Linked DNA regions of Homo sapiens: all the other regions are linked to region 5. The links are chromatin loops, found by intact Hi-C in ENCODE. Cell type or tissue: CD4-positive, alpha-beta T cell. All regions are shown on one strand. Links, peaks and the distances in the headings refer to the core of each region. The heading gives the core; the rest is flanking DNA.

Region 1 (6,038 bases), core at 629-4,628, 1.6 Mb after region 5:
TGAATAAATGATATATGAATGAAGCTTAAAATAGAAACCATAAGAACCCTCCAATTAAAGTGTACCATTCTTATAGGTAAGGTGGGATTCATAGCACACCGCTCATCTTTCAGCTGCCAAGGAGCCTTGTCCACAATGCCTCTAGGCCCTTCAGCCTCTACAGGTTCAGCTACTCACTACTTAATGCTCACTCAAATATAGTCTCAAATGAGGGCACTCCCACTTGCTGTCTTTTTTTCCCCCTCCAGTCCTTGAGATACCATGCATGGGTGGGATCTTTGATCTTCTGCTGAATAAAGGCAGCAGACTACCTAGAAAGGAAACTGCAGAGTTACAATAGGTACACCTCACCATGGAACACTATACATCAATTACAGAGAGAAAAAGAAGACAGAGGGAGAGAGAGAGAGAGAGAGAGAGAAGTGGCAGAAAGATGTGGAACTTATCCAGGATGCCGAACGTTAAAAAAACTCAAATTGCAGAAGAACATGTTAGTATGATCCCATTCTTGTTAAAGCACTCGCATATAAGTTGGTGTATTCATGAAACAAAATGAACACAATCATATGCCAAACCTTTAAAAGAAAGTTGGGATTACGGAAAATGTTTCCTTTACAGACCATGTGTTTCTGTAATGTTTCAATTTTTTTTTTTACAATAATCACATATCACTTTTGTAGTAATAAAAAAAAACCTACAATTTTTTTAAGAGGAAAAGCAGTTGATTCTACAAATAGAAACCCATCTTAGTTCACTTGGGCTTCCATAAAATATACCAAAAACTAGATAGCTAATAAACAGCAGAAATTTATTGCTCACAATTCTGGAGGAAGTCTAAGATCAGGGCACTGCAGATCCACTCTCTGGTGGGGGACTGTTTTCTGGTTCATAGGTGGTGCCTTCTTGCTCTGTCCACACATGGCGGAAGAGGCAGCGCAGTTCTCTGCGGTCTGTTTTATAAGACACTAAACATTCTCACCTTACGGTATTTCTACCTCCTACTACCATCACATTGGTGGTTAGGTTTCAACACATGAATTTTAGGAAGATACAAACATTTATCCCATAGCAGAACCCTAAGATGCAGGCCCCAAGGCAGTTTTTGTGGGTGCCCAATGTAGGAAACATTAGTTTTTATAATATAATACTATTTTCAATCAGAACCAAAGAAAAAAAGAAATTGGGCAAATAGTGTTATCTTCAAACACAAAAGATAGCAACATTTTCAATGTAATGGTTTTCAAAGTACTCTGATAGAAACACACCTGGAATAAAACAAAGTTTATTAGGATTTTTCACTGTTTGATAGTGTTCATTATCTTACAATGACCTTAGTGCCAGGAATAATTCATCAGAGAAGTCTTCCTGTCACTGACGAATCTTGAAATGCTTTGTAAGTTTCCATCAATGTCAGTGTTTCCCAAGCTTGCTTTTAAAAGCATTTATTAAGCATCTAATGGGTGCCTGATATTTTATTACTTTCTTTCACATGACTATTTTCTTTTTGATTAAACCTTATTTAGTAAGTATTATTTTTCTCCTGTTTTTAGATGAGAAAACAAGGACTTAGGGTGGTTAGGAAACTACCTGATTACCAGCCACCTTGATATGAGGTAAAATGGGGAATGTGTGTATAAACGAAATAGAATTCAAACTGGAACCACTGTGCTAAGTGAACACAAGTGTCTCATTTCGTGGAGGACTCACCTTGGGCAACTGGCCCAGCACTCCTCAGTTATTTAGATCTAACACTTCCTTACACATTTGGGGAACATTGTTCTCAAACAGAAGGTCAGATGGTCCCTGAAGTCTACACATGAACTCCTTAAGAAACATTCCCGGAGTCCTATGACTAGGAAATAGCTTAGGTTTCTATGAGCTCTGATCCATTTGGATAGTTATAAACTCCCAAAAAGTGATATCTGAGCAGACATCATGTGTCATCGTGAAAATAAAATCATTGCACTGACTTATCTGAAATAGTCCTTAATATTCTAGCCACTGCCCCCTTAAGGCCATACTGTACAGACTTTTGGATTTGACAAACGTGGTCATCACCACACTGACAATTTAATCCCAATACTTCAGTGATGGTGCTGTGTGCTCACTGATATTAGGTTGGTGTAAAAGTATTTGCAGTTTTTGTCATTACTTTCAATGGCCAAGCCCGCAATTACTTTTGCACCAGCCTAATTCATTTTACCCTAGAGGTAAGCAAATGTGGCCATATTTTTATACCAGCACCAGGGGGCAGCAATGTGCAAATAAGGCCGCTCTGTGGCCTCCTCTGTTTGGCCTGGTTTGGGAGGAGGATGTGGTTCTCATTCCCTAGTGCTTCTCAGATTTAAAATAATGGTAATGTAATCATTTCAGCTCTGCTCTGGAAACTGCTGGTGCTAATTCATTTCAGATAAAAATACGCAGACTACACACATGTGCATCAAATCAGTCTTTTCAGGACTCAGGGTCTGCTCATTTGGGCATTTGTTCACCTAACCTTTAATCAGAAACTACTGCGTGCCAGGTACCGCCCTGGATGAGGCCATGCTCCCATCCAGTGGGGAAACAGACACACCCCATCCAAAACCACAACCTTCCCTACTTTTTCAGTTTCCCTTAAGCACTTATTTTTTAAATTTTTTTCTTGTGAGTGATTTGTCTACCTTGTTGGAACATAAACTCCTTGACAGCTGGGATTTTTATCTGTTTTGTTCACTGGAGTATCCCTAGCTACTAGAACAGCACCTGGGACATAATTAGGGTTCAATAAATATTTTTTGAATGAACAGGTATAAAATTATTGAGACACACCATAATGGAGGTGGACGTGCATATCTTCATATGAACTAGATTACGCTAAATTATTCACTTGAATAAATTTATTGTTTTATCATTCCCACTAGCAGTGAATGGGAGTGATGCCCGAAAATAACATTAAATTATCTGGTATTAGCATTAGAAGGAATTTGGGACATCACCAAATTCTCCTTTTACAGAAGAAGAAATTGAAGCCAAAGTGAAGAAGAGATTTGCCCAAGGCTACCTACATCCAGACGGTCGCGTCAGGATTCCAAGCCAGGACTTCTGACCCCAGCCCACTGTGTTTTCACCACACACCCTGCTGCCTGCCTGACTTTTTCATTTTCCTCAAATATCACCTCCTGGAACTATCAACTGCATAAGTTAATGACCTGATCTGTCTAATTCTTATTTGGTAATTGGCAGAGACCAGACTTGGCTGTCTGCATTCAAGGTCTCCAAATCAACCCTCTTAAAGGCATCTCTGCTCAGCCTCTCTGCATGAGATCTGGTATTTAGTTCCTAGCACCCACTGTGTACTAAGTTCTTCAGAAACATGTGGTCATTTGAACCTCACAACAATCCTACGCAAGTGCTATTACTATTCTCGTTTTACTGATGAGAAAATATAATAACAGTGTACATTGAACCCACAGGGCATGCAGCAGGAACTCAGGATTGTTCTAAGGATTCCATACTTGTGAGCTCATTTAATTCCCTGACAGCCTTTGAAGTGAGTGCTGTTACTGTTTTCTACTGTAGACATGGATATTGAAGTCAAAAGAAGGCAAGATGTTTGTCCAAGGCCATATCGCTGGGAAATGGCAAAGCCACCCTGTGTTTCATTACTGTGCTCTCCTTCCCCACTGAAAACAGAGGAGCTGTGGAGTCACGGGCACAAGGTCACACGGGCTGTGCCAGCTGAATCCACTTTTGTGCATGGTTTTTTCACAACGAGCTGGAGGTTTGGGCCAGAAAACCCTTTTGTTTGAAAGTCACAGATCTGAAACTCAGCACAAAAGAGGAGAAAGTGATAATGCAAAAGCTGCCTGGGCTGCAAGCAGCGTTTCCTCTTTGGGTTTGTTTTCCTTTCTAATTTGCCAAGCTCTTTCCAGGCTGAGGCAGCTGCCACACAAAGCTCTTGAGGAGATCCCACTAGCTGGCCAAGGGACAACCATTAGACAGATGGGCTGGACCTTCTGTTTCCACCCTTCCATCTGGGCACCAAGAGCCTGGGTCTGCCGTGGGTGTGGGGACACCCTGAAGCTTGCCCATTCCAGGCTCAACCGGATAATGAACTGAAGTCACCTCATAGCAACTTGGACGTGATGTTTGTGGGAATGAAGCTGGTTTGCTCTGTTATTCTGTTGAATTAATCTGGGCTCTGAGCCCCCTTGAAAATCATCAGGAGAACACAATCTAAAAAGATGGGCAGGAAGTGGTTCTTTTGCTGGCCGGAGGTGATTTTGCTGATTGAACTTTTACATGTGGTACGGAACAAATGAACAGAAAAGGCTCGGCTTACGAATCCTCTGCCGTTAGTTCATCTGCACATGTTCTGACCTCTGAAACTGAAGCATGCTGGTAAATCTCAGAGCCTCTTTCCAGCAGTGTCAAACAGTGTGATGAACAAAGGCTTTGAAGTCTGGTATACCAGGGGGTGCTTCACAACATACCCTGGGTGACTATATGACTCTGCCAGGTAACTTTGCCTCTCTGAGCCTCAGTGTCCTCATCAATGAAATGCAAGTTATAAAGCCTTTCTCACAAGGTTGTTGTAAATGTCTGGCACCTAGTATGTGCTCAATAAATAATGCCTATTATCATTCGGGAGAAAACTTTCATGGCCTAAACTATGGCAAAGGAGCAGGTCTGAGTCCTGGCTCCATCTCCTGCTGGCTAGCGGGCTTCTGACATGTCATCTCCCTTCCTGCAACCTTGAATTTGACCTCTGACTGGAAGCGAGGAGATTGAAATATTCCCATCTTTAAGGTCTCTGACTAATCTGCAGTGACTCTCCCACTAGATGATCACTTCCTCCCGTACACACGCTCGCTCACTCTCTCTCTCTCTCTCTCTCTCACTGTCTTCTAGAGTTCATGAGGGAGGAGGATAATACAGGGATCCCAGGCTCTTTGCTGCCAATCTCTGGGAGAAAGACAGGATTTACTGAACAGCTACTAAGTGCCAGGTGCTCATTATTTATTCTCCCACTTAAACCCCTCAGTAACCCTTGATTGGATACTGTCGTCTGTAGTTTACAAAAGAGGAAATAGAACCTGGGGAGGTTTCCACAACCTTCCCAAAGTCACAGTAACTGAAAGAGGCAAAATCCATGCTTATACCCATCTGCCTATTTCCCAACCACTTCTGCTCTAGATGATCTCAAGACTTTGGTAAAATGAAATTTATTTTTCTATAGACAGGTCAGGCACCCATGGTCTATGAAAAACTCACAGCAAATATTGCTGCTGATAACAGCGAAGCACTTTTCCAACTCCACTGTAATGCTGAAATGGGAAGCAAATAAAAGAGGTATTTCCTAGCCTTTTATGATGGACACATTTACAATTTAATTTAGTCATACTGGTTTTGTAGAGTAATGAATCATTTAAGAAGAAAGCCCACGGTAAACAATTCCAATTAGCCTTTGGAAAGCTCCCCAGATGCTGTGGTTTTGGGTTTTCCATGTTGCAGCTGATTATCCCAGCTGTAGCCACATCAGCCAGCTCATCGCATAGTGCAGAAGAAAACACAGTCATCACTGAGCAAAAAATCACTGAAGACAAAATGAAGTCCTTCTTGCCTTGGCTTTTCTCCTGTTATATTTTTGATAATGTCTGTTAGGGAAATGACCAAAAACAACTAAGAAACAACTTGATATTTCCCTCATTTCACATTCCCTGGGCAGCCACTGATGGGTTGAAGAGAACCAAATTACTAAAATGCACTTGGTTGTTGGATAATCAGGGGAAGTGTTTTGTATCTCAGGGTTTGGATGTGACATTTCTGGCCCACTCTACAGGGCAGAAACCTAGCCATTCTTTCCTAATTGCTAAGTTCCCCTCATAAAATCCATCTCCAGGGGAAAACTTTAATTTAGATAGGTCATAAGTTGGAGCCTCTGCCAAAGACAGCACAGGCCGAGAGAAAAGACAATAGTTCTGCCACGGTAATCCTTGGCCACCAGAAATGATGGGGACAGCTTCCTTTTTCCCCTCCCTAAGAAGCTATTTTTC
Region 2 (6,038 bases), core at 1,044-5,043, 1.8 Mb after region 5:
AAGCATGTACCCTTGAGATGAAATCAACTTGCCTTCCCTGAATTAAAGGAGCCTTTGGTTACCCTTCCAGTTCTAACGAAAGTTTGGAAACTCTTGTATTCTAATTCAATAGGCAAGGCTATACCTAGTTTTGCACTCCCAATTAAAAGCAAAACTTGGCAACTGCCTTCTGAAATCGCTATTTTACAAAATCAGAGCAGGAGTAATGGGTGCTGGAGTTCTGCTTGGACCAGGCCTTATAGGCCATTACTTCCAGCTGAGTGGCTCCAACAGCCCTCCAGGGCCTTGGTGGAGGCCAGGGTAGATCCTGACACTGGCCCTCAGTGAAGAACTTGACTCCACTCTGCTTCACGTCTCTGCTTCTTTTGCATCCATGGGCTTCTCATACCACTCACAGGTTTCCTCACCCTGTTATCTGCCTTTTCTACAGCATGGATTCTGATTTCTCATCATTTCAATCTCTGCTGGCATCTCCCAGCCCAGCTCTAGTTCATGACATGTTCTTTGCTTTAGCTCCAATTGCTCAATCCCTGCTGACTCTTTCTTCATGTCTCAGTTCAAATCCCCAGAGTGAGGATCTCATGTTTGGCAGGCCCCTGTTTATCAAAGAGCCAGCCTGGGGATTGGCTGCAGCTGATCCACACCCTCCTTCGGTCCCATCAGCTAGGACTGTGAATACTGGTATAAAGCACAGTTGCCTGCTCAAAGCCCATCAGCACGAGATGTAGGCAGTTTTGTTTTGTTTTTTTTCCAAAAGTGTGTCATCAGGTAGGCACTGCGATGTTCAGTTCATAATTTCACAGGGTCTTTGCAAGAACAAAATGTGGTAATATATGTAAAAAATGACAATTTTAGCAGATTTCCCCCAAAAGCAGACTCTGAGACAAGGACTTGAGTATAAGTGGTTATTTGGGAGTTGCAGGAAACACCAATAGGGTAGTGAGGAAGCAACAGAGCAACAATAACTGTGTCTGTAAGCTAACTGCCATTGTGGTTGATTGAAGCTCATCCCAAGGAGCTGCCCAGGAGAACAGGATAACACACACCGAATCAGCTCACCCAAAAAGGGAGGAAGCCGGAGTGTTTAAAGACCAACTCCCAAGAGTCATTGGCTGAGGACCGCTCTCAGGATCAATATTTTTCCAGCACTTTGAGAGTGCCTTTGGTGCTCAGGTAAAGTGACTTTGCAGGGTTCTGAAAAAAGGCTTCAGGCACAGAGATGGAGATAAGACAGTTAAAAATCTATCAAAGCACCCTGAATTGGTTAATGCAAGGGATATGGAAGAGGCAATGACTTCATCTGCCACCGTACTTGGTCAACCCTCAAATAAATGTTGGCCCCACAAGAGAAGGGGGTATTGTCTGCTTAGTTCCCTGTACCTGAAACTGCCTGGTGCATAATCAAAGCTCAGTAAATATTGGTAGGATGAATGAATGAATGAATGAATGAATGAATGAAGAAATGTCTATATAAATGAATGAATTATTTGGACAATTGTTGGAGATCTTTTCTATTTGTTTTTCTTCTCTTGTGAATAAAGAGGTAACGGGATGGGAGAGGGTAAAGGGGAGCAGCTGGGGGACACAGAACCACCTTGTACCAAAAGAAGCCTGAGTTTTAAGACCAACACTTTTTGCACAACTACCATGACTTAGGCAAAGCAGAACAAAACATCTCTCTCCTACACACTCCTCAAGTTGAATTTTAATGATTTTTTTCTACTATTTGCCCCTTATATTCATTTCAGTTTGGTTTCAGCTGCATAAGTTGTTGAGGGCTGTATCTGTCTCCTTTCCCTGGTCCTGTATCCCCAAGGACAACCCTGAGCCCCACTCTTACCTAAACCCTACACCAACAACATCACAAGCAAGCCTGCAGTCATTAGAATTGTGAGGGGACTATATTAATCCACCTCCACTGATAGGATTTGAGAAGGGCTTCCATTTAATCCCACTCCTCACCCCTGAGGGTGCCAAGCCAATTGAGAAATGCACACAGAAGCCACATATGTACCAAAATACTTGTCTTCCTACTGGTAGCACCAAATCAGAGAGAGCAACTTGGATATGAGGTTGAAACAAACTTCCCAGTAGTTGCCTCCAGGTCTAGACCTGATTAGCATCCCACAACAGAAACTTTTCCATTCAGCCTCAAAGAGAACAGAGGTCTCCCTCCCCTCAAATCAAGCTCATAGAACCCAAGAGAGGCCACATGTGCAAGTGACTTTTTACACACAGCCCACTCCCAACACAGAGCCCAGGGGGTACCAGACTCTTGCCATCTCACCAATCAGAGAAATCCCTCCTCCTCCCTCCACCAGAAGGAGCCATGGAGAGGTAAGCCACTAATTATTAAGAGAGTGGAAGTTCCTATCTTTCAGAGCAGCAGGAACTCAGGGAAAGGAACAAAAATTGTGCCTTCCCTACCACATCTATGAGAAAAGAGCTGATCTAAAAACATATTTACCTTTTAATTCTCAGTGACCAGATAGGGGCAAGTGCACCACTGGATACAGTGAGGGGCTTGCTCTACAGAAGAGTCATTTTCAGTTCCTCTTTCCTCCTGTTACACAGCTATCAATGCATTCAGGTCTGTGCAGAAACCATACGTTCTTCACTAGCTAGGGCCAGACCTTCTGCTCCTTCATCTCTCACACTAAGATTGTTAGTGAACTCTGCAGTGAATGCTCAGCCAGAGTTTGGAAATGTCATCTTACAAGCTCTAATATGTCAAGGAGAAAACTGTTTCTTTGGGAATGTTTCTTCCTAACCAAGATAAGAAAACAGTAATTTTGCTTTTGCTTCAAGGCATACTTTGATGGCAGGAGAATCCAGTTTACTTTTTAAGGTACTGACCTCTAGTGGCCAGCAACAATAACTACTCTATTAGAGACCATTTCCAGAGATTATGTAAAATCCAAGTGCGGGCTAGGAGAAACTTTAGAAATCAACTTTCTCTGCCCACCTCATATTCCAGAAGAGGAAACAGAGATCCATAAACGATGAGGGCCTTGTCAGTGGTCGCTAAGATGGGACTAGAGTCAAGGTCTTCTGTCTTCCATGTGGATCTCCTCCCATTGCCTAGTATACATTTATTAAAGCTACTTAGTCATATACACTGTAATTCATAAACAATTAGAGTAAAAATGACATTTCGTTATCAGATAATCCCTCTGTGGTTTCCTGCAAAGCTTGATGGGATAAGTGTGACTAGAGGTCCGTTTTCACGCTGCTGATAAAGACATACCCAAGACTAGGTAATTTATAAAGAAAAAAAGGTTTAATGGACTCACAGTTCTACCTGACTGGGGAGGCCTAACAATCATGGCAGAAGGCAAAAGGCACATCTTACATGGCAGTAGACAAAAGAGAGAATGAGATCCAAGTGAAGGGGGTCTCCCCTTATAAAACCATCAGATCTCGTGAGACTTATTCACTACCACAAGAACAGTATGGGGGAAACCACTCCCATAATTCAATTATCTCCCACTGGGTCCCTCCCACAACACATGAGAATTATAGGAGCTACAATTCAAGATTAAATTTGGGTGGGGACACAACCAAACCATATCAAGAGGTTTCAACCTCACTGGATGGTAAACAGCTAGAGGGTGAGGATTTTTTCTTAATCATCTTTGAATCTCTAGTACTTTGCACCACATCTGCCATGTGGCAGGCACTAAATAAATGTCAGATGGATGAATAAATTGATGGAAAGATAAATTTTAATTTGAAATTAAACACCAACTAAAACCAAAAGCTACCTGTCTTGCTACCCAACTAGCAAATGGCAGATTTAAGATTTGAGGCCAGCAGTTCAGTTTCACACTAAATGCTACTACTCCTAAAAGACCTCTTCACTGGCCCATGGAACCCCCTCCTACTAGTGACGACTTTCCAAATTTAACAGATGCAGCATTTCTGGCTCTTTGAATCCACACAGCTGATTCGAAAGTAGGTTGTGTTTTTTAGACTCTCAGTCATCAGTTTGTGTTTTTTAGATCTCAGTCATATGTTTTTTAGATTCTCAGTCATAAGTTCTTCTCCTTATATAAGGACTCAGTGAAGGCTTTGCTTTGTGTGTTGGTTTGTTCCTTCAATCACTCAACATATTTACTGAGTGTCTGCTATGCACCAGGAGCTTCCCTGAGCAATGGAAACCCAGCAGGAAAGACAAAATGATGTGTCAACAGCTATGCTAGTGGTAAGCACTAGAAGGATAAAGAAAGAAGGCAGGCTTGTTAATGATGATGGATCCTTTTCTGGTGTTAGCAGAGACTTGAATTAGGAGGGAGTCTTGAAGGTCTCAAGCATACATTAGTATCATGGAGAAAGCGTGAGTGATTCTCAGGATCCCTTGGAAAAATAACCCAGGCTGGCAGTGAGGAGAGAAAATCTCCATATAGGAAGGGGCAAACTTACGCTCAACACTGATCCCCAATCATTGTTCCTAAAATTTACTTGCCTTTTGAGAATTTTAGCAATCTCCACTGATACCATCATTCTTGCTACTGAAATTACTCTTCTTTACTTTACCCTCTCATCTCGAGCATGGATATAAATTCTTTCTGTAATTCCCCCACAGCATAGATGAGTCTCTAAGGGAACAATTATAAGATTTTACAGATGTGTCAGAGATAAGAGGCGAAAATTATAACACAGAGAATTACTAAAAGCTGGCAACTAGATATGATGGCACTTGTGATCCACAAAATCTAGTCCACCGTCATGAAGTTGGCTGGGTCCTTGCAGTGCTACTGTTTTTCTGTTTGGCCCTAGTTGGACAGTACATGGCAGTGTCCATATTTCCCTGACAGGAAAATCCTCTAGTATGGCAAAGCCCCTCAGAGTCCAAGCCCCAGAGAGCAGAATGATGCATAGTAGCAGGCAACCCTTTGTCCTCTGCTCCAAATTCCATCTCTCAAATAGTGAGAACACAAGCAGCTACCAATTTATGGATGGATTTTACTCTAGAAATCTGTTTGCTAGTCAGTTCTTTGGAATCTGCCATGCATTTCCAAAAACATCAACAGTGACTGAGATCAGAGGCAAGTCCATGAAAATTCTATTTATACCCTAGTCCATCTAAGGATGTTGGAAACATAGCTTCTCAATTTAGCAGAATTCAGGAAACAAGTATAGATGCTCCTGGGTACTTTTTTTTTTTTTTTTTTTTTTTTTACCAATCTATGCTCTGTACCAATATAAGCACCCAAACCCCTACAGGTCCCCAAGCTTCTGCATCAGAGGGTAAAGCAAAGTTGTCTGTACCAGGAGCTGTGGCTACAAACAGCAAAGAGTTGAAAATTCTTGAGCTGGAATAGCAGAGAGGTCATTCTTATATTGAGTCTAGCAAACTGCCTTTTTCCCAAGTATCTTTAGCAATTGCTGCATTGGAAGGAAATACAGTACAATTTGTGGCATCACAGGGCATGAAAAAATGAAAGATGGATCAGGCTGTGTAGGAAAGCAAAACCTACTTTTTAATCAGGAGGGTATTATCAGCTAATCCTCTCTCTAGTAAGCTCAGTAAGTCTCCTTGGGTAAGATCTTGTTTCAAATGGAGAGTCCTGTGAGCAACTCATCTTGATTATGCAAATGTAAGGCAAGTGGACACCCACTGCCCTGGAAAATGGGAATATAACATCATTTTCTGTGGCATGACTGATGCTCCCCAATTTTCAAAATGCCCCTTGTGCTCTTTGACATACATTGAATAAATCTGCAAAGGGAGCCAAGAAACCTCCTAGAGGAAAAAGAAATTTTGATACTAATTTCTTTTCTGCTGAATTTCAATAGCATTAAAAACTCAGTGATAAACTTGGTTGGTTAAAACTGAGATTGATCAGCCAAAAAGGATACTTGCCTCTATGGAGGGGAATGCAACATGAGGAAAGGGAGTTTGTGGGCTGTGGATTGGTGACTATGGTTCAAACTAGAACTCAGAGGATGTTGGGCTCCAGGAGGGTCCATTCCTGGTTTAAATGTAACCTGGGATTGAGGTCTTAAAACCTGCTAAATTCTGGAAGCAGTAGCAG
Region 3 (6,038 bases), core at 922-4,921, 600 kb after region 5:
CATTTACCCAAAAACCTCCAGGCAGTCATTTGGATCAAGTATATAGAAAAGGTAAAGCCAGGCCTCGAATCTGATGGCAATAATTATTCATGATGCAGAAGGAAAGGGTAATTTTTGAAGTATATTTGATCTGTGCTGGACAATGAGGGGAAATGTAACAAATTCAAATGCATTCAGAATCCAAGGAAAATCTTTACCCAAAAGGAGAAAACCAGATTCTCTCCTTTAACCAGCTTAAGTTCTCCTTGGACTCCAAATGCATTACATCTAAGCCTGGTGGTTTGGTGGAAAGACTGTCAAGTTAGACACATAGAGATTCTGATCTTAAACGTTGGTTCTCTAAGTTGTGTGACCTTAGACAAGTTATATCTGCTGTGTGTATTTCTGTTTCATCTTGCGATAACTGCAGTAGTTGGGCTTAATTAGATGATTTCAAACTTCTCCCTCACAGATTATATACTTTTTATTATTTTAATTTATTAAATAATGACACCCAGTAGCGCACAATTCGTTCTTCATTTTTACTAATCAGACACAAAATTGTCAATGTGAACATCTAATCATAGTAAAATAACCCAATTTTTTTTCCTATCAGTCTGGACAAGTATAAAGCAACCCCATATTTAGATAGTCCAAGAATCTTTAGGGTGAGTGATATAGTTTGGGTGTCTTTTTCCCACCCAGATCTCATATTGAATTGTAATCCCCAATACTGGAGGTGGGGCCTTGTGGGAGGTGTTTTAATTATGGATCCTTCATGAATGGCCTGCACCACCCCATTGGTGATAAGCGAACTCTTGCTCTGAGTTCACAGGAGATACGATCGTTTAATGGTATGTGGCACCTCCTGAGTCACCCCTCTCTCTCTTGCTTTTTTCTGCTTTTGCCATGTGACATACCAGCTCCCCCTTCGTCTTCCACCATGATTGTAAGCTTCCTGAGGCCTCACTAGAAGATGAACAGATGCCAACACCATGCTTCCTGTAAAATCTTCAGAACTGTGAGCCAATTAAACCTCTTTTCTTTATAAATTGCCCAGTCTCAGGTATTTATAGCAACGCAAGAATGGCCTAGACAGGGAGTAAACAAAACAATCTGTAAAGAAATAAAAATTCACTATCTCTTCTTCACAGCCTAGAGTCTCTTTGTGTTAGAGTCTCTTTTGATACCTCTCATTTTATGTGCTGCTACTCTCCTTTCACTTACTGTTCCAAAACAACACAAGCTTCTGTTAAATTCTGTAGTCATCAAGCACTTTCCATTACTAAGCTTTATTCAGATTGTTTTCTTATATTGTTCTTCTTCCAGCTTTAGTTTAAGTGCCACCTCCTCAGAGAAGTCCTTGGGTCCATATTATCCAAGTTGATTTTCCCTTGCTAATTTGTATAACTTAATTGAGCATTTTTTCTGTTTGTTATCTTTACGTATGTTATCTTTTATATCTATGGATATATTTGTTAATTTATTTATTTGTTGTATCTTTTCCCCATTTGTGTGAAACCTCTTGAAAGACAGCACCATGTTTGCTTGTTTTTTTGTTAGGTTTAACCAGTCTATCCTAGCATGATACCTGGCATAAAGCTGACAATAACTATTTGTTGGGTGGAGAAACACTTTAAAATAAGAAGCCTTCATAAAACATGGAAAGTAATTTTGATGTGTTCTCTACTAGTTTTAGAAACTGCTAAGAATATGAAGAATCCAAGGGATTAGTTGGTCCTAAGGTCTGTTCAACCTGAAATAAGACAGAGTTCCTCATGTCAGCATTATTGACATTTTGAGCCAGATAATTCATTGTGATGGGGGCTGTCCTGTGCAATGTAGGATGCTTAACAGCATCTCTGATTTCTACCCACTAGATGACATTAGCATCTCTGCCACCAATTGTGACAATCAAACATGCTTGCAGACTTAGTCAAATGTCTCCTAGGGAACAAAATTGCCCCTGATTGAAAACCTCTGATCTAATATGACAAATTAAAGCAAGAAAAAGTAAAATGTTAGCAGGTTACAAGGTACATTGATTTTGAACACTGAGACCATTTCTCTTTGTCTGTTTTATGAACAGATTTCATTAACAATCATTTTAATAATAATTATTTTAGTAATGTTCCTGTCTTGCCATGAACATGAGAGAGTTTATCAGCCAAGAATTGTAACATAGCAACAACAGAAACTTTCTTTGACCAACATAAGAAGGAAAGGACTTTATTAAAGGGCTTTTAGAGAACTACAGAATCACCACCAGGAAGGTTGGAGAACCGGTTGCAGAAAATGAGCCACGGCAAGGAAGGCTCGGCCACCAGGACCTCAGCTAAAATTGTGCCCAATATGAGTTTGGCAGGCATTGCTATTGTTACTCATGAATGCTAGATATTCCAGCTTACACCCCTCCTGTGGTCACCTTGGGTACTGCTGCCCTGGTATATGGACATTGCTGCCACCATTGCCACTGTCGGCCAGAATGTGTTCTCTGGAGCCCCATTTCTGTGTATTCTTTCTTTTCAATTAAATGATGTGTGCATTTAATTTGCTGAGACCAGGACATGTGCCAACTTCCAAAATGCAAGTGGGGCTAGAAAAGTGTGTATCTGGTCTTTTGGCTTCTAAAAGAAAGGCAGACTCTGCCTTTCACCTGGACCATATGGTGGTGAATTGGTGAATTCACTAAGCATAGAAAATAGTTTAGATTCCAGAATGCCCCAAAGCAACTAATATGTACTAATTAAGAGATAAAATATAGCAATAATCAAAGTGTTCACAATGGAATAGAGCCTGTTATAGATCCCTCTCATCTGTCAAAGGATTAAACATTTGATGTGATGTGGCATATGCAGCCTGTTTTTCTCAGGACACATTTGTCAGTCTCTTTATTTAGAAGTGACATTGCACAAACTAAGCTTCAGCATCCCACTGCCTTTTCCTCCCTTGACTATGTCTGTGGTGGAACTGTGAGAGACAAAGCCATTCTGTGAATATCTGGTGAGTCCTGAATAGGCACTGCAAGGCCCATTTTCTTGATGCTATTCCCCAAGGGGCACTGAAGTGGTCTGAACATGGAAAGTCACATGATGTGCTAGCCACCAAAGTGCAGCAGCATTTGCTGGGTCTCCAATTTGACCTCATTGCATTTCAATGTGAAAATTCTGTTCTCTGTGGGCTAGACTGCATGACAAACAGGCAGGGCCTTTATGGATAATTCAAGCTCCAGTAGTTTCTCAGCTCAGATGGAACCGCACTGGCTTTGCTAGACTGGAAAACAGATTATAAACTGCAAACTCATTTATTCTACAAATGTTTGCTGTGCTTAGGCAAAGCAGTTTCCCATAATTTCTTCATTTCCTTCTAGAGTCAAATTGGCTCTCTTTGAACATTTTCTCATAAGATAGTTCCAGTGAATATTAGAGCTGGAAAGAATAAAAGAATTGTGCTTTGTCTGCATGAACAGAGTGGGGGACATAACTTTTCTTCATTTGTAGTATGCTGACCATGGTTTATTCAGAGTTTGCTCGGCTATGCTGCAGTAACCAATTAACCCCCAAATCTCAATGATTTAACACCACATGAAGTTATTTCCCAGCCACACCTCATGTCCAACATGCTTTGCCACAGGCTTCTGCTCCATCCAATTTAGTGTCACAAATATCTACAGAGCTTTATATGAACACAGAGGAATGGTACCTAACCTAGCTTGGACTGAAGTACAGAGACTTTCTGGAAGACGTGAAGCCTGAGATAAGACTTCAAATATGAGAAGCCATTAGCAAGAGTTGCTTTAACTTAAGCAAAATTACCGAAGCAAAAAAAAAAAGCAAGGGTTTGTGCAGAAAACTGGTATCACTAATCATGAAGTTAGAGATGCAAAAAGACAAAGAATAAGGGTAGAAAGGGATAAATTTATGGAAGCTTCAAGTTATCTTAAAATGTTAGGTTTTTATACACAGTGGGGAGTCTTTGGAGGGGTTTGCATCAGAGTATGAAATGATCTGACTGTTGTTTCTAAAAAGATACATTTGACTGCACTGTGGAGAATAGAATGGGTTGGAAAGGTCTGGTGGCAAAGAAATTGGTAGGAGGCTTTCTGTAATCCATGGTGGAGATTATGAGTGAGGAAACTGGTTAGTATGGAGAGGGAGAAAGGAGCCAAGAAATATTTGAAAGTGCAGTGGCAGAGCACATTTAGTGATTGACAGGATGGAGAATGGTAAGGGAAAGGAGGCATGGATCTTTGGTTTTTAGTTTGATACCTGCATGTATAATGGCTCTGGAATACAGATTAAAAGACGATGAAAAATCTTGGGGGAGTATAATTAATTCAGATTTTGATTAATGAATTTGAAGCCTCAATAAGACACCAATAAGAACATAATGTGAGTAGGCAGTCTGGTCAAAATTTTTGTAACTAATGTTAAAAGTCCGATATGAATGTATATTTAAAGAGGCATCAGCCTATGGGTGGCAATATCAGTCTTTAAAGTACATAACATCACTCTTAGCAATTTGTTTACTGAGAGGTTCAGCAGCCTGACAAAAAAACTCCAGGTAGTGCTTCCACTTGAGTGGTGCACAGTGGAAGATGAAGCAGACAATTGAGTCGATTGAGAAGAAGCCATCACAGAGGTAGGAAAAATAAAGAAACTAAGAGTTGTGATGGGTTAAGGACATCAAGGCATTAAAGTAGATGGCTCATCGGTGGTGTGAAATGCAGCAGAACAATCCAGGAAAGTAAAGACGGAAAGATATCTATCAGATTTAATAGCAATGTCATTGACCATCTTAGTTTGCATCAACTGCAGTGGATTTATTTATACAATCACCAAATATTTATTTATTAAGTAATTACCATGTGTCAGGCCCTGGGTTTAGCATTAGGAATGAGAGTTAACAAAACAGATATAGTTAGGCCCCTGTGGAGTTTGAAGTTTAGTGGAAGATATGAACAATAACAGTCACATGAAAAATATATAGTTAAATTTTGATGTGTTGTAAAGACAAACATTTAGAAATAAATTAGAAGTCACTGCAGATTATTCTTCCAAGAGTATACAATGATAGGTTACTCTACAGGGTCCTATAGGGACTGAACTGCACCTATGGGAGGAGTCCAGTCTGAATGTTAAGGATGCATTTTTAGGATGAAAGAGATTTTAATGAGTTTGTGGGCTAAAGAGATAAACATACATAGCAGTAAAGATATAGGAAAAAAGACAATAAGTGATATTTCAAGGTCTGGAAGAAGAAAAGGAGCTCAAGGTTCACATAGAGGATTTGGCGTTAGATAAGAAAAAGAAAACTGTTCCTCTGAACAGGAGGATACAAGGCTGAAAAGAACAGTGGAAAACTTGTCAGGGTGTGGAGGAGAGGGGAGTTGTTATTCTTAATGAAGTAAGAGACAAGTGTATTTGATAAGGATGAGAAAGGTAGCATTTAAGTAGAAGAGTCTGGGGAAATGTAAAATGGGTAGCCATTTAAAAACAAAGAGACTATTTTTAAAATAAATGGATAACTTGTTTTGGGGCTATACTTGTTTTCTGACCTCTTCGGAGACAAGGCAATGTGTTCACCAAACTTGAACCCTCAGCAAACCAACATATTCCAGGACCTCTTATAGTGTGGTGTGCACCATGTGTCTGGGTTCTGGTGAATGTAAGATACACAGAAGTGATGTAAAATACTTCCAGGTTTGGCTTCTGCAAGTATCTCCCATGACTCTCCACCCTTGGAAAACACTAGTTTCAGATTTGGGGTCCTTTAGTCACCATATGGAAGAGACTCCCAAGGGCAGCTATGATTACTCAGTTTTACTCAGTTTAACTGTGATTTGAGTGAGAAATGGATTTTTATGCCACTTAAGTTACTGAGTTTTTTGGTATATTTGTTACTGTTACATAAACTAGCTTGTCCTTCCTGACTAATATAATTACTACTACAATGTTGTATTCATTTATTCCTAGATTCATAAAGTGTTTTGTTTCATTTTGTTTTTGCCTTGTAGTTGTTGTTTCTGTGTTGTTTTGAATCAGGCATGCGTTTGACAA
Region 4 (6,038 bases), core at 1,244-5,243, 1.7 Mb after region 5:
CCCCAGGAAAGCTTAATCACACTAGAAGCCAAAGGTTCTCAACCCTGCCCTTTCTCAGAATCATCTGGGATCACATTAAAACGCAGACTCTCGAGCCCAACACCCAAAGATCTTTATTCTGGAAATGTGAAGTAGGGCTTGGGCATCTTTGCCTTTAACAGGCTTCCCTGGAAATTCTGAGGACCAATGGATTTGATCATCACTAATCCAGGTAGCTTCCTTGCTGTGTGACCTGGGGTAAGGGAGTTCACCTCTCTAAGCCTGTTTCCTCAACTTTAAAATAAGGCAAACCCACCTCTTCCACAGGGTAGTTGTGACAACTAGACGCCATGAGAGCACTAGCACCAAGACAGGGCTACTCACTCATTCACATGTTTGTTGAGGCCTACTATGTGCTGGGCCCTTTCTGGATACAAGAGACACAGCAGTGAACCAGACAGAAACTCTGTTCCCACACAAGCCTTCCTTTCTAATGAGGATAGACAGATAAGAAACCAGTAACCATTTCCTACATCGTATAGTGACTGCATTAAGGGGGAAGTAAGGGCAGAGGGGGTGTGTAGGGCCAAGGCAGGAGGGCTCTATTTCATATAGCAGGGAAGGGAAAGGCTCACAGATACATGAAGTTTGAGCAGAACCCTGAAGGAGATGAGTGAGAGAATGAGCCTGTGAAGGTCTAAAGTGTAAACATTCCAGGCTGAAGGAAAGTCCCATGCAAAGGCCCTGAAGTGGGAGCATGTTTGGAACACTTGAGGAAAGTACGTAAGGTAAATGTGGTTGGGGCAGAGGTGCAAGGGATGATAAGAGGAGCTGAAGTTGGGGTGAAACCCAAGGGCAGATTGTATAGGCTTTGCCAGCCTTCTACATGGAGAGTGAGCTCTCAAGAAACAGTGGCTAAATCCAAGACAACCAAAATGTGCCCAGTAGGGGAATGCCCAGATAACTTACAATCAGCTCATACTGCAGAATGCTAGGCAGAGAAAGGTATTCACCACATATTGTTTAGTGAAAAGAGCATGTTGCAGAAAATAGGTATGTTTGGATTCCATTTCAAAAACAAATTCATCCTCATATGTGTACATGTTTGTGCAGAGTCTCAAAAAGGTGGAAGAATGCACACACAAAAGTTTGAACAGTGGGAATCCTTGAGGAATTGGGTTCAAAGGAAGGGATCTGTGTGTGGGGACTCCCACATTTTACTTTGTGTAATTCTATATCATTTTTGGTTTTACGACAAACATATTTTTTATAATTTTCAAAAATTACAAACATGTGTTGGATTCCGATGGAACTAGACTCTCTACTCTTCACATTTTGGGGATCACAGGAGAGATGATGGTGGGTATCAGAAGGTCTTGAACCATAAGGCCTGGCCCTGGTACTTTTTTACCTAAGGCATCCCCAAGTGCCTTAGGATAGATATCGGCACCCAAGGGGATTCTCATTATTAAAGACAATTTGAACACCTCAACTGTTTCCCAAAAGAACTTGAGTAGGACTGTCTTAAAATGTACCTGTGGGATTTTAATTTATGGAGGTGATTCAGTGACAACACAAACAGACTAATGCCATTGAAAGAGAAGTTTTATAACTTATATTTCCCAAGAGGAGGGGGCACACCATGCCACACAGGGCCACATGGGAAAGAGCCTGGCTGGTCAGGGGGCAGAAGGGAGAGAAGAGAGAGCCTGGGCCAGAGCCTTCACTGTGTTTTCCATGGGAAAAGCAAGACAGGGCAGGATAAACAGCTTAGGACTGGCTACTTGGAATAAGTCTGATGGCTTTGGAGCATAGGGACTGTCCCTAGTTGTCTGGTGCCTGGCCCTGGGGTGATTTAGGGAAGAGGGAATATTGGCTCCATGTGTAAGAATTCCATAAAAGAGATGGTGGGGGGCGTGGACTCTGGATTGGTGTTTTTGCATTTAAAAAAAGAGTGCTCTTGGGCAAGCCCCCTTGCTTTCTGTAAGAACTGGCTATGCCTGGGAGGTGCAGTCTCTCCCCAGTCAAATGCCAGAGCATCAGGAACACAGAAAACAAGAAAAGATAGTTAATACAACTGGCCCTGTGATGAATGGATGCCAAATAGACACAGACTCTAAGAAAACAAAGCTGTTACAACCACAACCCAGTTAAAAGAGGCCAGTATACTCAGACTCGTAACTCAGACATTCTCTACCAGGAGGCATGATGGGCTGGGAGCTGGGGGATAGTGAGAAAATAGAGAAAGGCAGGGCCGAGGGAGGGTCCATTGTTCAAATGACACCGAAAAAACAGCAGAAAATTGTAAGACCTACTCTGTGCTGAGAAAATACAGGGCACCTTAGATATATTGTCTCTAACAATCAAACCCTTTGAAACACATATTAGTATCACCATTTTACGGATGAGAAAAATGAAGCTGGGAGGGGTAAGTATCCTGCCCCTATGGTCATCTGGCCAGTCAGTGGTGGAAGTAGACGTTAAACCTCAGTCTTTTTGACTCCAAAGACACTGTTTTAACTTTAAAGTCTAATTTCTCTGAAATCTGGGCTTGAACCTGGGCAGATGCTAATCTCCAAAGAAATCAGTTTTAGTAAGTGGGGGGCAATGAAGAGGGCTCTAAGCAGTGGGAGTTTCAGGTCAGAGCAAAGCTGCAAAATTCCAAGTAAAGCTTCCAAACAAGTAAGTGGATGTGGCTGAGACCTTCACAAGGACCTCAGGGAGGATGTCATTCCAACTTGACCAGGGCACCAGCAATGGATGAGGGCTGCAGCCTGACAGCACCCGAATGTGAAGATTCAGCCACTTGTACCGCATCCTGGGCCTCACTGCTCCAAATTCCCACCAAGGTGGGCCTGAGCCAACCTCCATCAGGTTGGAGATGATTGAGATTGAGAGGCTCTGGCTGTGCCTTCAAATGGGAGGGGCAGGGGGCAGACAGCACTGACACAGAGGACCATAAAATGTATCTAGCAGAGCAGGAGAGCTCCATCTGGAGGTCAGGCGAAGTAGTACAATTGTGCACTATCTTTTCTCAGCGCTTCCAGTGTTAATCATGATCTGGGGGCAGCTGAGCAGATCTCATGTATTCAGCAATTATTTATTGAGCACCAAGCAGCATATCATATTTTAGTTTCCAAAAACCCTAAGACAAAGACTTAGGGGGCACATTATTTATATGCATAAAGCAGGGAGTAGGGACAGAAAAAGGATAATAAAGCTAAAAAAAAGGTGTGTTATTGAGTGGTTGGCACTGTGGGCAACTGATGCTCAGTCCCTCTGAGGACCCTGAGAGTTCCTCAGAACACCCCTCAGAATTGTCCCATCAGCAGAGGAGAGGCTGTGTCTTCACTGACTGAGGGTTTCCTGGGTGGCTTTCCATCACCAGCCCTTCTTGGCAGCCCACACACTGAATAAACTTTCCTGTAGTTCCAGAGAAAGGGACACAGGCAACTCAGGGGGTGGCTGTCAGTGTGATGGCATATTAGTCTGTTTTCACGCTGCTAATAAACACATACCTGAGACTGGGCAATTTACAAAAGAGAAAGGTTTAATACAGTTCTACGTGCCTGGGGAAGCTTCACAATCATGGCAGAAGGCAAGGAGGAGCAAGTCCCGTCTTACATGGATGGCAGCAGGCAAAGGAGAATGAGGAAGATGCAAAAGCAGAAAACCCTGATAAACCACCAGATCTTGTAAGACTTGTTCACTACCATGAGAACGATATGAGGGAAACCGCCCCCGTGATTCCACCGGGTCCCTCCCACAACACATGGGAATTATGGGAGTACAATCCAAGATGAGATTTGGGTGGGGACACAGCCAAACCATATCAGATGGAAACTTCCCACTGCAGCTTCAAGTGAGCTCAGAGGTGGATTGAGAGCCCTGGAGCAGGGCAACAGCAGTTTCTGATCCCCTAAGACCTCTCGGAGACTGTTCTCCCACAGTGGACTCTATAGCTACTCGCCTGCTCTGCAACCTCCTGGGCCTAAGCTCAGGGCTCCTCTGTCTGAGTGGTCATCCCCTACTCAAATTCAGGAGTGAGCTCAGACAACTCTTCCTCTAAAATATGCTTTGTGAGCATAAAATCTGAGGCAGGAGTGTGCCTCTGCACCTCTGGCTATCTCTAGAGGCACCTGGATAGTGGTTACAGGCCTGAGCTTACAGCTCCGTGTCACACTGGGCTTGAAGATAGTAAGTCATGGCCCTTATCTTCAAGGGACTTAAAGTCTCAAAGACAAGAAGACCACAACTCTCTCTAGGCTGTGAGCATTCCCAAGAGTTCTTAAGGCTTCACTTATGAATGTGCTTTCTGAGAAATAAAAAAGAGCAACATTCTATGCACTCAGCTCCACTGTAGATCCTAAATTAGTCATAGGATCCCCAACAGACCACCTACCAAAGCCCCACCCAGGGAGATTCATTAACAAATCAAATTAAAATCTCTCAGCAGATGCTGGCGACTACACAGTTCTACTTCCAAGAATCCCCAAATCATCCCAACTGATTTTGAACCTGCAAGAGCACCCAGTGGAATTAAGGCCCACCACTCTCACCTCCCCTCCTCCTGTAGAGTCCTTCCTAAACCAGACCCACAAAGGAACGCAGCCACAATTTCAGTCTTTCTTGCTTCTTTTCCCAACTTTACTACCATTAATCTAGTTTTTCATTCATTTTTTTCATTCACTCAGCCAACAATTTCTTCAGTGCCAGTCATGCGTCAGTTGCTGTGTTTGGCTCCAGCAATGTAATCATGACTGAAATATGGCCCTAGGTCAAAAGGAGCTTATAGGCCATAGCGATGACAGCAATTTTATTCTTCCACACCCAACTGGAAATTTTAAAAGCACCTGGGGTTACCAAGAGATCTAATGAATCATAGCTAGAAACCATTTTCCAAACACTAAAGGCAAAGCTAATTATATCAGACTCATGCTTAATATCCATTATTGACCACCCCCCCTCCCTGCCCCATTGATGTCCAAGTCCCTTTATTTACAGCTAAGCATCTTGACTGGATTCCCAGCTACTGTACAAGCCTTGTCCTCCAATATCTACCTTCACAGACTTTCTGTTCCACAGTGAACACTTCAGCATATCTCTTCTGGGACTACCTGGGTCTAGGCTCAGGACTCCTCTGTCTGAGTAGACAAGCCCTACTCAAATCTCAAAGCTGAGCTCAGGCATCCCTTTCACAGAAGTGCCTTTTGTGAACATTCCCCTGAGGCAGCAGTCTGCTTCTGTTACCTGTGGCAAATCTGTAGGGTCTGCAGCAACCTCAATTCTTGCCTGCTCAGAAGAAAGAATTCAACTGAGGGGCATAAAGCAGAAGGAGAGACTGAGGCAAGTTTTACAGCAGGAGTGAAAGTTTATTAAAAAGCATTAGAGCAGGAATGAAAGGAAGTAAAGTATACTTGGAAGAAGGCCAAGCAGGCAACGTGAGAAATCAAGTGCATGACTCCACCTTTTGACTTGGGGCTTTATAAGCTGGTGTGCTTCTGGGATCTCGCATTGCCTCTCCCCTGATTCTTCCCTTGGGATGGGCTGTCCGTATGCACAGTGGCCTGTTAGTGGTTGGGAGGTGAGCATGCGCAGTGTGTTTACTGGAGTTGTATGCATGCTCACCTGAGGTGTTCTTCCCCCACCAGTCTAGCATTCCTAGAGGAAGGTCATGTACCAGTTAAATGCTGCCATTTTGCCTCTTAATGCACATGCTTGAGACCACTCTCCCAACTCCTGAGATCTTATCAGGAACCTGCTGATCACCAGTTTCAGGTGTTTTCTATCTATTGGGAAACTGCCCTTCCCTGGTGCCGACTGCAACCAATTATTATTTTAGAGAGACAGTTAACTTTCTGACCATCAGCTGATGGTCACCTGACATTCCTAGTGGGTGGGTGTGTTGGGGAGGAAGCCCTCTCCTGTTCTGCCAATGCCTGATGAGCCACCTACTGTAACACTTCCAGCAGCTCTGAATATCTCTGTAGGCTCCGCAGATAGTAGTTAAGAACATGCACCCCAAGTCATACTGACTACAGGACCCATTTCAATCGATG
Region 5 (6,038 bases), core at 1,374-5,373:
TAATGGTAGCAATTATCACACTGCTATTCCTCCCTTTAAAGCTCATTCATTTAAGTGCCAACAGAAATTGTCATATCCTAGAGAACTTCTATACTGGAACTTTTTCCTCTGTAGAGAAATACTTGTTTATCATTTGTTTCCAATACTTCAAATCATTCCTTTTCAGGTCAAGGCCTCCTTCTAATCTCTCCATTTTCCTCCAAGATGGCCTGGGCCAAATTTAAGGGAAAAATGTCTTGAGCAGAGTAGCTTGGAGCATTCTCATACCTTGACTCTTACTTAAAGAAAGGAAGAAGAAACTTTGGGGCTTTGATTTGGTTTGAAAAGGAGGAAGGGAGGTGATATTGAGCACTTATTTTGAGCACTTATTTTGTACCAAGTGCATAGCAGGTGGTCTATTTTGTTTCATTCTCTCAAGAATAGTCCCTGTGAGGTGGACTGTTTATTATCACCTCCATCTTGCAGATGAGAAAGTGGAGACTCTAAGCTGATAAAACCCTTTCTTGAGGTCATACAGAGCCAAGATTAAAATATTAACAAAAAATAAAATTCTAGAGCCCCTCCAAGCATCTGAATGGACCCCTTCTTGGCCAGGGCACTCCAAAGTTAACCTGAAAAACTGGTTCAGGCCATGACGGGAAGGGGTGTCAGACATGTCTCGTTATACCCTACTCTCTTTAGGAATTCAGGAAACGTGGCCAGCATTTAACATCAACACAGACCTTAAGTCTGATAAGAAACATTTACATTCTATTCTCTCTGAAGCCTGCTACCTGGAGGCTTCATCTGCGTGATAAAACCTTGGTTTCCACAACTTCTTATTGTAACCGAGACATTTCTTTCTAGAGATAGTAACTCTTTCAACCAATTGACAAATCAGACAAATTTTAAATCTACCTACAACTGGAAGCAGACCTCCCCACTTTCCCTTTTCTGGACTGAAACAATGTATGTCTTAAATGTATTTAATTGAAGTCTCACGTCTCCCTAAAATGTATACATCTAGGTGACGCCCCAATCACCTTGGGGTCATGTTCTCAGGATCTCCTGAAGGTTATGTCATGGGCCATTAGTGACTCATATTTGGCTCAGAATAAATCTCTTTAAATATTTTAGAGTCTGACTCTTTTTGTCAACAAAAATCACATCTCTGTCTGACATTGTCGTGATTTGGGTTCTTTCAAAAGCAGATCCTGAGACAAGGGTTTGAGTGCAAGTGGGACTTTGGAGGTGTATTTATCTTTTTAAAAAATTTTTTTTTGTGCCTCTCAGCTCTGAATGGACCCTTTATTAATTTATGCTCTGGGACTAACGAAGGCGTGCCTTTGAGCCCGTCTCCTTTAAGTGCGCGCGATGCTAGGCTTCCTCAGTAGAGGGCGCCGGAGGACACCGCAGCTGGAGGAGGGTTTCCGCCGGTTGTGCGGGGACCGCGGCTCAGTAGTGTGGGTGGACGAGGACAGCGGGTGGAACTGGTCCTTCTGTGACTTTGCAGCCCCGGCTTGGTGATAATTTTTGTGCAGGCTTCTTGACATGGAAAGCAGAGCTCCCCAGCACAGAGTGAGCCTCCGAAGGGCTCCTGCCCTTACCGGTGCCCTACCCTCCCTTTCCCTGCTTGCTACACTTGGGTCCGGGACTCAGCCTCCCTTTGCAAGCTTCTGCTCGGCCTGTGTGCAGCTGCACTTAGCTGGCAGGGTCAGGCGTTGAGTAGCCGCTCCGCTCCTTCTGCAGCCTCCTGCAGCCCCCGCCAGCTCCCGGGCTCCATCCCTCACCATCAGTTGCTGATTGGCGCCCCCTGCGTGCACAACGGAGGCTGGCTGCACCTGGAGGTTCCCAGCAATTCCAGGCCGGCTCCAGCCTAGCCAAAGCAGCTAACTTCTCTGCTGTCTCGTGGGCTGAACCTCACCGTTTCCCAAGAGGTCTGAATCCTTCTCAAGTTCGTCTTTTCCTAAGTTCTCCCTCGTAGCTCTAGGTTGCTTTGTAGAGTTTCCTTATATCTATACTCTTCATTGTAGTTAATGACTCTGTGTTACACTTGTCCTGTTGAACTTACTGTGTAGTTTCTGTCTCTTGACTGGATCAAGGCTCTCACAGGAGTCAATCCCAGAAAAATGATGAGACAGTAGGGAAGAGAGAAAAGCCAATAAACAGCATGTTAATGAGTAGGTCCCACCTGGGGCTCAGTCGCACTGGTGTCCCTCTGAGAGTATGGGCACCACACACTTTGGCATTGCCCCAGCAAGGCAAGGGGCAAGCAAGGGAGCTGGGTGTTTATCTCCCAGGCATTGCTTGAGGCTTGCTCTTGGGAATGGTAGCTCCCTGGAACTTCTGTCCAGCCTGCATATCTGGACTGTGCAGGGGATACTTCTATGGCCAGAAAAAGCCCTTGGGCAGAGAGAAGCAGGTTCTTGATGCTGAGATGTCTGCGTGCTTGGGAGTTGACCACTGCAGCTGCAGGTGACCTCTGGGGTGGGCCAAGGGGATGTAGGTGGGCAGTGATACATCTGCTACAGACATGTTGCAGGATGCAGGGCAGCAGAAGGAAACTGATCAGCTGGCTGCCAATGAATGGCCCAGACTGATTCAAGGGTAAATTTGCTGGAAGAAGTCCGTTGCAGAAGATCAGATGCTTTCCTGACTGGTGTAATTTAATTGTATGGTCAGTGTTTGCTATGGATAATTGGATTTTTCTTTGACCTTCACAATCTTGCTGGCTCTCTGTCCACACTGAAAGACACTTTTCTAACTCTCTCAAATGCAATAAGACTAACCTTGGCTTCCATCAGGAACTCATGGGCTTGCCATTTCCAGGAGGTGCCGATGGCTGTGGTATCCAACCAGCAAACGGCAGTGGTGTTTGTATTTTCCATTTTGCCCTTTACAAGAACATTTCAGCTGAAGCAAAAGGCTTTTTCCTTTACCCTGGGTTTTTTAATAGAAATCTTGGTGGCATTAAGCACTTTTAATTCTGAGCACTAGCCTGTAAAGTTCAAAGCTCTGTTCTGCTCTTGAACACAGCGGATACCAAGGCGAGAGATTCTAATCACAAGGAATACCAGAAAAAAAAAAATAAGCAGGAGACAAGTTTATTACGAAGGGTTGTGAACAGTATTTGTGATTAATGTGGAATGAAAAAGGTTATTTCTACATTAAAATCATTCACATTTGCAATAATTTAAACAATTTATCTGGTTTCCCCAAGTGGGGATGTGTTCTTTCCACATATAACATGCTCAGTGAAGGAAGAACAAGGAAGGTTACGCTGCCCTGAAACATATCTGGGAGAGCTTTTCGGCTCTGGGAGGATCACCAAGTTATGTTGTTAAGTGACAAAAACAATATCCGGAAGAGTGTCAAACAGCTAATTATTGTGTAAGAAGGAAAAAAAGAAGACTACATTAGTCACATTTACTTATATTTATATGAAAAGCTAATAAAAGTAGCTAGGTATACGTAAGGCAGTCAGAAACAAGACTTTTCAATTATAACTTTTATATCATTTTAATTTAAAAGTTACGCTAATATATTTCCTGTTCAAGAAACAAATAACAACATGCCCAGTGGAAAGCATCATCATTGTAATAATGTCCTAAGATCATTTTTTATGACCTTTGAAGGTAACTTAGGATAGGAAAATGCATTCCATAAAATTCAGCTGCCTGCACATAGTGAATCCTTTGCAAACCCTCGGAATAGGCTGAGGGTTTTTATATGACCATGGAATTTTTTTTTTTTTTTTTGCATCTTTGCTGCTATTCGCCATCCAGGCAGCAGGGGGAGGTGTTTCTCTGTTTTTCTTTGCGCCGCCCACGCCTTCTCCCCAACTTCATATGCAAAACTGACCAAGAATTCTCTAATTCAAATCTATGCACGAAAGGCACCACATTTTCTAGATTCATGTTGTTACTCTCTCATATCCCAAATCTGGGAGACTTGGAGCTTCCAGCAGGCTGCTAATGATTTTTCAAAAGGGGCCGATTGTTGGATTTGCTGGTGTAAAGTTTGTCCTCCCTCTTCTCTGTGCCCCTCCTTGTCACTCCACTCAGCCTTTATACATCACTTGCCATAATCGAGTCATAGAAAACGAAACTTACATTATGGAAATTCACAGCCTTTTTTTTTTTTCCACTTTGTAGATGAGACTCAGGATTTAGAAGGCAAAACAAACAAACAACCAAACAAATAAAAAAGGGATTTATTTTGGACCTTCATAAATGGTGCCAAAGTAAAAACAAACAAACAAAAGGTAAAAGAGGAAGGGACTGTTAGATGAATGTTTATCTCGGCGCCTGGTACCATACCTGCCTTACACACTCACAACGCAAGGAAGGGTGTGTCACCAGAGCCATTTTGCTAAGGAGGAGATTAAAGCTCAGAGGGGCTGAGCAACTTGCCCAAATTTATGTTGCTAGAAAATGATAGAACTGGAATTGGAAGCCAGACTGTATCTAAAGTAGAAACGTTTAAATATTTTCTTCCTATACCACACAAAATAAGCAGAAGGCAGTGTCTCTCTCTCTTTTGTCCCTGTCTGCCCCCCACAGTCTCTGTACCTGTTTTCCCACAAGGGTGTACCACCTGCTCCCTACTCCACATCGCGTCTATAAAGAGAGAGAAGGAAAAAAGGAAGTCGCTTCAAGAGCTCCCCAAATGCTCAATGGAAGTTGCTCTTTGTTGTACATGGGCAGCGATTTCTTTAGAAAAAGTAGTGACGTAGACCTGCCCGAGGTCAGCGATTCCTAGAGCAGTGGACTTGGGGAAGTGCCAGGGAAGCATTATGTTGTTTAAAAAATTGTTTTGGAGCATGTGCTTGTGCGTGTGTGTGTTTCTGAGCATATCTGTTTTCTCACAGGAGCTGCCTGGCAATGGTAGCAGGTGAAGGTCATGGTGAAGAAGATGCAGATATTGGCAATTTGGAGCATTAGATGAACTAATTACAACGTTAACCTAAGGAACAGTGGTGAGACCATTTTATCCAAAGTGAAGTTCTTGAGAGAGATCTTGGGTGGCACCTAGCCTCTGTATTAGATAAAATGGACATCCCTTGGGAGAGAATGTGGCTCTTTTCTATTCTGATTAGGGCAAAAAGAGTCTCCTTTGATGCCAACATGACCTTAGTGCCTTTAAACATATACTATGCTGCCATTTCCACAGAGAGGGACAAGCAGCAGCTTGGGGTCCTTGGGCAGGCAGTGGGGCCCAGCCAAAATTTTCTTAGATTGCTTTATTTTCCTTTAATTATGATTACATGTATAGCAAATGATTATGGTTTTCTATTTGTGATAGTGATAAGGGATGCCTTTTAAATATATGTATTTAAGTAAAAAGGTTAATTTACCCAGCACTTTGGGAGGCCGAGGTGGGCAGATCACGAGGTCAGGAGATCGAGACCATCCTGGCTAACACGGTGAAACCCCATCTCTACTAAAAATAGAAAAAATTAGCCAGGCGTGGTGGCGAGCACTTGTAGTCCCAGATACTTGGGAGGCTGAGGCAGGAGAATGGCGTGAACCCAGGAGGCAGAGCTTGCAGTGAGCTGAGATCATGCCACTGCACTCCAGCCTGGGCGGCAGAGCGAGACTCTGTCTAAAAAAAAAAAAAAGTCAATTTAAAGAAAAACCAGTTAAGTGAATGATAGTAATGTGGAGATGTGAAAAAAAGGATGAAAGTGTCACTAAAATAATTCAAATATGTGGGCTGGGTGCAGCAGTTCACACCTGTAGGCCCAGCCCTTTGGGAGGCCGAGGTGGGTGAATCACTTGAGCCCAGAAGTTCGAGACCAGCCTGGGCAACAAAGTGAGACCTTCTCTGTACAAAAAAAATGAACAAAATTAGCCTAGTGTAGTGGTGAGCACATGTAGTCCCAGGTACTTGGGAGGCTGAGATGGGAAGAGCATTTGAGCCCAGGAGGTTGAGGCTTCAGTGAGCCAAGATTGTGTCACTGCACTCCAGCCTGGGAGACAGAGTGAGACGCTGTCTCAAAAAATAAGGAAGAATTGAAATATGGGGATATTATTTCATTAGTGGATTAGTTTTCAGCA

The links. Hi-C counts contacts between places; a loop is a spot of excess contacts. Peaks named below come from ENCODE experiments on the same cell type or tissue, not always from the same donor. Only the 100,000 strongest peaks of a DNase experiment are listed, where the experiment ranks them.
Region 1: it touches region 5 in a loop (3-fold over the local background); 6 of 110 quality-filtered maps call a loop at or near these places.
Region 2: it touches region 5 in a loop (17-fold over the local background); 21 of 110 quality-filtered maps call a loop at or near these places.
Region 3: it touches region 5 in a loop (6-fold over the local background); 22 of 110 quality-filtered maps call a loop at or near these places.
Region 4: a loop joins it to region 5, with 6 times the contacts of the local background. A loop is called at or near these places in 7 of 110 quality-filtered maps.

Annotation. Positions count from the first base shown.
Region 1 is chr4:15,229,460-15,235,497 of GRCh38, forward strand. The region is part of intron 2 of C1QTNF7-AS1 (C1QTNF7 antisense RNA 1); the gene reads right to left. Among named protein-coding and RNA genes, the nearest start is that of C1QTNF7-AS1, 200 kb to the right of the region's middle. In CD4-positive, alpha-beta T cell, for the core only: CTCF peaks have their summits at 2,231 (motif pointing right) and 2,434; a DNase peak (open chromatin) is centred at 2,252; H3K4me3 peaks cover 808 bases; H3K27ac peaks cover 589 bases.
Region 2 is chr4:15,454,901-15,460,938 of GRCh38, forward strand. No RefSeq gene overlaps it. Among named protein-coding and RNA genes, the nearest start is that of CC2D2A, 12 kb to the right of the region's middle. In CD4-positive, alpha-beta T cell, for the core only: CTCF peaks have their summits at 2,873 (motif pointing left) and 3,073; a DNase peak (open chromatin) is centred at 2,851.
Region 3 is chr4:14,252,050-14,258,087 of GRCh38, forward strand. No RefSeq gene overlaps it. Among named protein-coding and RNA genes, the nearest start is that of LINC01085, 140 kb to the left of the region's middle. In CD4-positive, alpha-beta T cell, for the core only: no CTCF peak of the experiment used is centred there; no DNase peak of the experiment used is centred there.
Region 4 is chr4:15,393,430-15,399,467 of GRCh38, forward strand. The region is part of intron 1 of C1QTNF7-AS1 (C1QTNF7 antisense RNA 1); the gene reads right to left. It also overlaps a transcript of C1QTNF7 not described here. Among named protein-coding and RNA genes, the nearest start is that of C1QTNF7-AS1, 31 kb to the right of the region's middle. In CD4-positive, alpha-beta T cell, for the core only: CTCF peaks have their summits at 2,978 (motif pointing left) and 3,181; a DNase peak (open chromatin) is centred at 2,952.
Region 5 is chr4:13,652,898-13,658,935 of GRCh38, forward strand. It overlaps LINC01182 (long intergenic non-protein coding RNA 1182), which reads left to right and starts at 2,282. Exons shown (of 4, transcript NR_121681.1): 1 at 2,282-2,454; 2 at 4,850-4,957. RefSeq lists an enhancer at 1,807-1,856. In CD4-positive, alpha-beta T cell, for the core only: CTCF peaks have their summits at 1,410 (motif pointing right), 3,743 (motif pointing right) and 3,945; DNase peaks (open chromatin) are centred at 1,404, 1,784 and 3,784; H3K4me3 peaks cover 1,287 bases.